Linked DNA regions of Mus musculus: region 1 is linked to region 2. Evidence: chromatin loops called from intact Hi-C (ENCODE). Cell type or tissue: left cerebral cortex. All regions are shown on one strand. Each heading gives the region's core, and the rest is flanking DNA. Links, peaks and the distances in the headings are about the cores only. Region 1 has its middle 35 kb from the start of Gm26435. Region 2 has its middle 140 kb from the start of Gm26435.

The links. Peaks named below come from ENCODE experiments on the same cell type or tissue, not always from the same donor. Only the 100,000 strongest peaks of a DNase experiment are listed, where the experiment ranks them.
Region 1: it touches region 2 in a loop (2.3-fold over the local background); 2 of 42 quality-filtered maps call a loop at or near these places.

The regions. Positions count from the first base shown.
Region 1 is chr9:30,255,070-30,259,469 of GRCm38, reverse strand. No RefSeq gene overlaps it. Among named protein-coding and RNA genes, the nearest start is that of Gm26435, 35 kb to the left of the region's middle. In left cerebral cortex, for the core only: no CTCF peak of the experiment used is centred there; no DNase peak of the experiment used is centred there.
Region 2 is chr9:30,148,196-30,152,595 of GRCm38, reverse strand. No RefSeq gene overlaps it. Among named protein-coding and RNA genes, the nearest start is that of Gm26435, 140 kb to the left of the region's middle. In left cerebral cortex, for the core only: no CTCF peak of the experiment used is centred there; DNase peaks (open chromatin) are centred at 2,313 and 2,711.

The DNA of each region.
Region 1 (4,400 bases), core at 330-4,329, 110 kb before region 2:
TAGCTGATATCAACAGAACATAACATAACAAGATACAATAAGACTAGGCACAAACTCTCATATCAAAACTGGAGAAAGCAATCCAGTAGGAGAAAAAGGCCACCTAGAGCAGGCAAGAGTCTGAGATAGATTCTCCCAAGAGTCAGAGACTGCCCTGCTCCCACTGTTAGGAGTTCCACAAACGCCCCAAGCTGAACAACCACACCATATATGCAGAGGAACTAGCTCAGACTCATGCAGATTCTGTGTTTGCTGCTTCAGTCTTTGTGAGTCTCTATGAGCCCTGCTATGATGATTTTGTGGGCCATGTTCTCCTGGTAACCCTGATTCCTGACTCCTACAATCCTTTGTCTCCCTCTTCTGCAGGGTTTCCCTGGGTTCACTTAATATTTGGGTGGGAGCCTCTACTTCTGATCATATCAGCTGCCAGAGGAAGCCTTTCTGATGATGATTGGTCTAGGCACCTATCTATGAGTATAGAAGAATATCATTAGAAATTATTTCACTTTTTTATGTTCAGTAGTGTTTGGTTCTATCCTAGGTCTCTGAGCCACCCAGCTTCTAGTTCCTGGCCATCCAGGCAGTGTTGGGCATGGGCTCCATCTTGTGGTTTGAATTCAAGTTAGACCACTCACTGGATGGCTACTCTCAAAAGTTCTGATCCACCATTACCAAAGCACATCTTGAGGGAAGGACAGGTGTGGGTCTGAGGTTTTGTGGTTGGGTTGGTGTTCCAGTACTAGCACTGGGAGCCTTGCCTAGTTGCAGAAGATGGCCAGTTCAGGCTTCATACCCTCCATTATTAGGAGTCCTCACTAGGGTAACCCTCAATGGGTTCAGGACGTTTCCATATTGTTTCGGAAGTCCCCACCCCATTCCAGTTGCTACTCCTTGTATTTTCTCCCTTCATCCCTGCCTCTCCTCCCATACTCATCTGCCACCAGTCAATTTGCAAAATCTACTTCCTCTTCCCAAAGAGATTCATGCATCCCCCTAGAGCCCTCCTTGTTACTTAGCCTCTCTGGGTCTCTGGATTGTAGTGTGTTTATCCTTTACTTACTTATCAGATGATATCTACTTATAAATGAGTATGTTTGTCTTTTGGGGTCTGGGTTACCTCACTCAGGATGATTTTTTCTAGTTCCATCCACTTGCCTGAAAATTTTATGATGTCACTTTTTTTTTTTAAACAGCTGAGTATTACTCCACTGTGTAAATGTATCACATTTTCTTTATCCATTCTTTGGTTGAGGGACACCTAAGCTGTTTCTAGTTTCTGACTATTTTGAATAAAGCTGTTATGAACATAGGTGAGCAAGTTTCCTTGTGATAGGATGGAGCAATAGAGACACTATTCTTAGTGTTATATAGGATATTAAGTCATTAATTTCCCACAATGTACCACAAAACAGGTATCACTATTATTTTTAACAGGTCATAACAAGGTACAACATGAAATTTAAGTCATTTTCCCAAGATCTCCATGTTGATAAGTTTTAGAGACAAAAATTAGAGCAGACGGTCTGGTTTCTGACTGTTCTTTCCTGATGAAAGTATGTCCATAAAAAGTATAAACAAATTAAAGAAACAACAAAACCCCCAAGTAAAATGGCCACCATCAGAGTGTCCTCTCAGACTTTTGGATCTTAAATATCATGTAGGTACCTTGAGAATGGTTGTGGTAAAAACAAAGAGAGGTTTTTTTGTTTTTTGTTTTTTTTTTTGAGATGAAATTCATATGACACCCTATTCATTAAAAGTATCCGAATGCCCAATTTGGTGCAGAATGAATTTATTCCTAGATTTGATTTTGTCCTTGCAGTTTGACTTGTGTCAGTCTTGACTTGTGAAGACTCGGAGAGACTCTGAGAGAACAAGAGCTTTCTGTCTCTTGCTTTTGATGTTACTCAGCACCAGGTGTTGATGAGCTTGGCTGTCTACTGTTGTTCTAACAACAAAACCATCAAAATGGAGCCTATGATATGGTGTGTGGCTTTGTGTGAGATTGTGGGACGAAGACAAGGCTGGTGAGAAGGCACAGTCTGTCAGAAATGCAGGGCTTCTTAACATGATCTGTGAACGCAGGCATCCAGTTCCCACAGGGATCCTTAGACATACTTAAAGCCCATGAATATCTTATAATCTATCACATTTTTGTAAGACGATATATGATCTTCCTTTCTTTGTAGGGGGATAAGTATCAGAAACAGACATTGTTGCTCTGATAAAAGAGTGTGACTAAAAGTAACCTGTTGAAGAATGACCTATCCAAACAGTGCCACTCACTGGAGACCAAGCATTCAAATATCCGAGCCTATGAGGATATTTTTTTATTCAGATCACCACAGACATACATTTTTAAAGACTCTCTAACTATGGCAATTAAGGTTTATCATTATTCTTTTTTCATATGCCTTTGTGTAAATCATTTAGCCATTAAGACCTCAAATTTCTTCCTTAGAAGTAGGACATAAGTATTTTCTGCCATCAAGGTTGTCAAGAAAACTAGATGAGACAAAGCAGAAACCTGCTATGATTTCTAAAGTACCTTTGTAGTGTGTGTGTGTGTGTGGGGGGGGGTGGTAATAGTTGTCATTTCTCATCTTCTGAATTTGAAAATGTAGGGTACCAAAAAGAAGGCACTCTCATAGTGACTGCATGTGTATGTCTTAGCTTGCTCATGGGGAAGTAGATCTTGAGCTCCGGACTTGCTTGTGAGTTTACTTGGCTGAGATGCAGGAGTATTTGAATGAAACAGGGAAAAGAGATAGGAAAACCATCACCATACAGTGATGAGTGGGTTGCTTCTGTGGACAATGAGGACTTGGATCCCTTGGGCTAAGCATAGTGATGGTTAATCAGGTTCTTATATCCAAAGGCAGTTGCAGCAGCTTGTATTAGGAGGCCACCTGCATGTATTAGTAGTAACAGACAAGAGAAACAGTGGGCGGGGCATATGTTGCCAACAGTGTCTGCTTCAGCAAATTGCAGACTAGACAGTCACATGCATTATCTATATTAAATTGTAAGTCATTCTAATGGTTCCTAAACATAGCTTCTCACTAGAATTATCTACAAAATGTAAAAAAGTCAGACTTCTGGGACCCATATTTGGGAAATTTTAATTCAGTATGTCTAGGGCAAGGTCTGATTCTTGACATTTTGTGAAGGTTCTCGAGGTAATTCTGATGCTCAGTCATTTTGGGAAGCATGGCAGTTAAAACCCATTCAGAGTAATGAAACTGGCTTGATGTGTTCACTATTTAATACAATATTACATCAAGATTGGGTTGGAAGCAGAATTTCCACCCAGTGCTCATTTCTTTACCACATTGCCACACCACTTTTGCAAAGAACTTTTTCTCCTGTGGAGGCAGAGACCATACCTGGTGAATCTCAGGGGATAGGGTGGATCTTACAGCCTTTGGGCATAGGGTTGAAGAAACAAAAACGGTAAAACCAGGCATAACAGGCATTAAAGCCACAGGAAATAGTTGCCTACCTGAAAATCTGGGCCTCCAGGAAGGAGTTAGGGGTAAGTCTGGAAACTCGGGGTAAGTACTGTGGGGAAATGCTCTGACGTAGTAGGGGAAGGGACTGGAAGGGGGAGAGGGAGAGAGGGAGAGAGGGAGGAGAGTAAGATGGGTAGGGGGAAGAAGGAGAGAGAGATAGAGAGAGACAGAGACAAATACAAAGACAAAGACACAGACAGACAGACAGACTGACTGACTGACTGACTGACTGACAAGCACAGATACACATAGTCAGTCTACTCTTGCTGCTGGCGCTCAGAATCTCAGAGGAGATATCTTTCAGGAAAGGGAGCCATTCCTTTGAAGAGCAGGGGACTCCTTAACTCCTAAGTTTAGGAAATTAGAAGGAAGACCACTGTTGAAAGAGCTTTAGACCTCTGACTAGAGCAGCTCTGGGGACTCTACTTTTGAGGCTCCACTAAGGTCAGAGTTCTGGATCCTTGAGACCTGAGACACCTAATGTTACTAAGATGAGAATCTGTGAAAGTATCAACACGGATAGGGAAGAAGCCAGTTCCACACATTCCCCTTCTTCCACTCCCTTCAGTGGTCACATCTTTTTGGGACTCAGAGGAGATGGGATCCAGAAGAGCAAGAAGACGGTTTCATATGTATGTACACAGTCCCGGCATCACATGGCTAAGTGTAGAATGATTGAGAGCTAACAATTAATAGCTTAATAACTGGTATGACTCTGACAGGGTGTGAATGAACCAAGCACGCATGGCCTCTATGCACCATAGCTTTTTTGGGAGCTGCCCTCTAATTCCTTTGGATTTTTCTTTCTATTGAGAGATTATTTGGATACATTAACACATGGCTCCACTTTGTGAAGCTTTCCAGCCTTTTACTACTCTGGAAACCCTG
Region 2 (4,400 bases), core at 253-4,252:
TCAGTATAATTAGATTTTTACACAGCCTGTAGCTAGTTAAAGAATATCCTGTGATCGAGGATAAGTAAGGGCAGACCTTGAACTCCTAAAGTCCACTTTGAGGAGAAAAGATAGCATCCCACACTATGGTTTGGAAATAACTTTTTATTTCCCTCAACCTTGTAGTAGGATAATAATCCAAGAGCAGCAAGGGTCGGGATAACTGAAATATAATTAGAAACACAGATATAAGGCTGAAAACATTCGTATTCAAGCTCTACGCTTTGATATTTAATTGCAGCATGTTCTGTAAGTGTACTTAACCTTCTTTAAAATAGAATAATAATATATCTAATGGTTGTTCAATTGTTAAGTACAATGATGTCTTAGAAGATGTTTGTATCTGTTGGTTTGACTGATTTTATGTTTGAAGTAACAGACATAGAAACATATGACAGTGACAATCATAATTGCCATATCCCAGGTTCTTTACTAAGGATTCTGCAAACATTATATAATACTTTGGATTATCTTTTTCAAGTAGAACATATTTTTGTTCATACTTTATAAATGAATACACCAGGGCTTAAATAAATTAACAGTTTAACTCAAGATAACCCACCTTTCACATGATAGAACGAAGATTAGACTTTCCATATGGTATGTCTCCCTAAAGCTGGGGTCATCTTGAATTTTCAATGCTGCTACCACGGGAGACAATTGATCAGAATGCACAAGAGCAATTGATTGGATGTATAGTATTTGGAGTGAGGAGCAGAACTGCTGGGCAGGCAGAGGCTTTTGTGGTCAAATGTCACAGGTCAAATGTCACAGGTCAAATGTCACAGGTCAAATGTCACAGGTCAATATCCTCGGGAGATGCTTTACATAGGAGCTCAGTTATGTTTATATTTTAGATAGGCAAAGAATAATTGTCAGTATATACATATTCCATGCAGCACTCAATGAGTGCATGCATATACAAAGTATGGTAACAAAATAAAAAAAAGACCTTGGCCTAAAAATGATCTAGAGTCTAGGAGACCTAAACCTGGACCGCCATCTCAGGATTTAGCTCAAGTCTGAGCAGAAAATCTGGGAGTGAGAAAGAGGAAGGTCAATGGTACAACTGGAAGAAGGTTGAATTGGCCTCAAGGCATCTTTATTCTAGGCCTAGTACCACCTTGCATTGGCAGGCTTCCAGCATCCTCTGCCTAGAGTCATGTGATACCCACAGTCCTACCAGTCCTTACAGACTAGCCTATTCTATCTGAGTGAGCAGAGTGCATCAGAGGCTCTGCTATATAAATGGCTGCTCTCACCAGGAAGCAAAGGTTTGGACAGACAAGTTGTCACTGGGAATGGCCCCCAGCTATCTGTAGAAGCAAGGGTATGGAGACAATTTGCATGTGAAAACTGAAAAACAATTCATCCAGAGCCAATTTCAGCTCAGACCAGGGGGAAATTGCTGTTCAAATTGTTATTTCCATTGCCAAGTTTATTGACAAAAAAATGAAATAAAAAAAAGCCTCTTTGTTTTATGAATTTGTTGTCAATTATAAGAAAAATAAATAAATAAAAAGAGAGATGGGGGCATTTATCCTCCCCAGTTGGTGGCAGACTGGGTTTTGACAAGTCTTTTACAAATATAAAAACACGTTCTCTTAAGCAAGGATATACCCTCCCACCATGAAGAATAGCGTGGCTCTGGGTCTTTGGGTAGAATATTTCATCAGTGACATCTTTGGTACTTCTGAGAGGCTTGTCCTCATTTTAAAAGTAAGGAAAACAGGAGGCCAGTATGGGAAATGACTTTTCCAAGGGCACAGACAGACAAAGGTGCTCGTGACTGGCTGAGCAGATCGTAAAATCTTGTACAGCTGATAGAGATCCCTGTTCCCGTAAGATCCCCAAACTCCTCCCACATGTGAGCAAGGAGATCCAGGCTGTAGGACCTTTGTGAAAACACTGATTTTTTGTGAAAAAACTGAACTTGTCTGTTCTCCCATTTTATAGTTTCCTTCTGGCTTACACGTCTGCTCCTCCTCACGGGTCCCTGCCTCTCCCAACCCTGTCTCACCAGGTTCTGCAATACTCCACTGTGTCACTCACTGTGCACTGTATAGGGATTGCAAGTTGTGAGATCTTACAAGAACCCAGCAACCCTTCCATAATTGCCTCTGACACGGAAACACCAGAGCAAACGGGTATGTCTCGCTGCACGATAGAACAAAACCCTCTACTGAGGAATTCAAGCTGAAACTATCCTACAGGGTTTCTACGTGAGTCTGCTCACGACATCTGGAGTGGCAGCTAGTTGGAACCTCTTTGCTGTCAGCGTGCTGCTTGCCATGCTGGCTGGAATGAAGCCTCAAGAGTAAGGGGAGCTATAGGGTAGAAGGCACTCTACCAATGACAACAGGAAACACACAGAAAATTTCTGATTCCTAAGTGACCTCTAGCACCAAGAAGCTTACACATCCCTGCTATACTCCCACAAATCCTCCTCGTGACACAGCTTGGTCCCTGTGAAAAGGCCTCAGCAGGTTTGAGGCTGTCTCCCATCTGTTTGACAACACTGTGACAACTCAGAGTTTGTGCTCCTGGAGGGGGAAGTGCCTTGGGCTGAGAAGAGCAGAGGCGAGCAAGCTTAGGGCTGCCCACGGGCTGTGTCAGCAGGGCATGTTCCAACAGGCTGCAGGGGTGTGGAAAGATGCTGAAAGCTTAGAAGAAATTCAAGCCGCCACCTGGCAACATGGGGGTGTTACTAATGGGCCATCTTTCGGCAGATGTTTACTATTTCAGGAGGTGGGAGGGATGTTGCTGCCAGTGATTGCATCCTGTGTTAGAAGCAGCTGGTAAGGTGCGATTCCCCCACTGGGGAGGGAATTCCCAGGCCTGGTGCACTTTTGCTGGAACCGCCAGTACATGCTGAATGAGATGGTTTCTTAGCTACTCAGGAAAATTGCACAGTGTCTCTAGGGACCCTGAGCTGAGTACCACTGGGGAGTGCTTCACCTTCACTTGCTCTGGGCCTGCTGTCTCTGTGGTTCAGGACACGTGCCCAAACAACAGGGTCCCTGGACACTGGCCAAAGCGATTTAGTCAGTCGGATTTAGTCCCTGTTTTTGCATGGTAGCGGTGGCTGTCATTGGAAACTCCCCTCAGCCTCTTGTTATCTTAGTTTTCCTACTTGGAGAATGGAATGAGCCAAGTGAGCTACTTGTCTTAGTAAGTTTGGGTTACTATAAGAAAATCTCTTAGACTACGTAGCTTATAAAACAGTGGAATTTATCCCTCACAGATCTGGGGGTTGGAAAGTTCACCATCAAGGTTCTGGCAGGTGCAGTGTCTAAAGAAGAGCCAATCCTCAAGTCAACTGTGGGCTTCACTACCTCTGTGATGGAAAAGCAAGACCTTTATATGGACATGGATACCTCTGATAAGGTGTCCAGCTTCAGTCGCAATCCTTTGGCAAGGTCTTCGTCTCCTTAGATCATGAAGGTCAAAGTTTCTATCTATGAACTGTAGAAACTCAATTTTCTTCCACAGACTCAAACGTTTGCTGAGTCCCAAAGACGGTGTACTGGGAGCAGAGATTACAGTTTTAGAGCGTTGTCTGAACCTTTCAGTTTACCTAAGTAAAAGTTTCCAGCGTTGGTCTCCATGCTTCCATGTGGAACTGATAAAAGTGGCCATGAGAGGAATGGACAGCCATCTTTTCCTTTCTGTCATAACTGAGAGATGCTGTTGACAATACAATCCTCCTATGAGTATGTCATTTTTAGGAGTTTTTAAAAATAGAGGTAAGAAGAAATACAAGAGAAATTCTGGGTTAATCTATCTTAAAACAAAGAACAAAGAGGTTACATTGGTTCTGAAAGGAAATAAAACTTGAGACCTGTGCTTCATGTAATGTATGTCAAATAGCCCAAAGAGTTGTTTGTGAGCTTTGAAACCTGGGGCTGAGAACATAGCAGAACAGACCAGAACATGCCTGGGCAGGCCCATCGCCTCCCTATCTCCTACCCCTCTGACCTAAGTTAAATGTTACAGGCTGCTGATGTTTAAATGGACCAATCATGTGAAACTGCGCCAATTCCTCCCCCAGCCCCACTCCTTTTCTATAAAAACCCCTAGCTTCCAAGTCTCGTGGTCGAATCCACTGTCTCCTGTGTGAGATACGTTTCGACCCGGAGCTCTGCCATTAAAATACCTCATGTTGTTACATCAAGGTGTTGTGTTCTATTCGTGATTCTTGGGTGCACGCCAAATCGGGAGCTGAGTGGGGGTTTCCCCACTAGGTTCTTTCAGTTCCAGGTGTCTCCCCATTATGGGCTGTCATGAGGCTCGTATATTTTTCCTCATGGGAGAATTTCCAATGTGAATATATACGATGATGAGCAGAGGAGACAAACAGG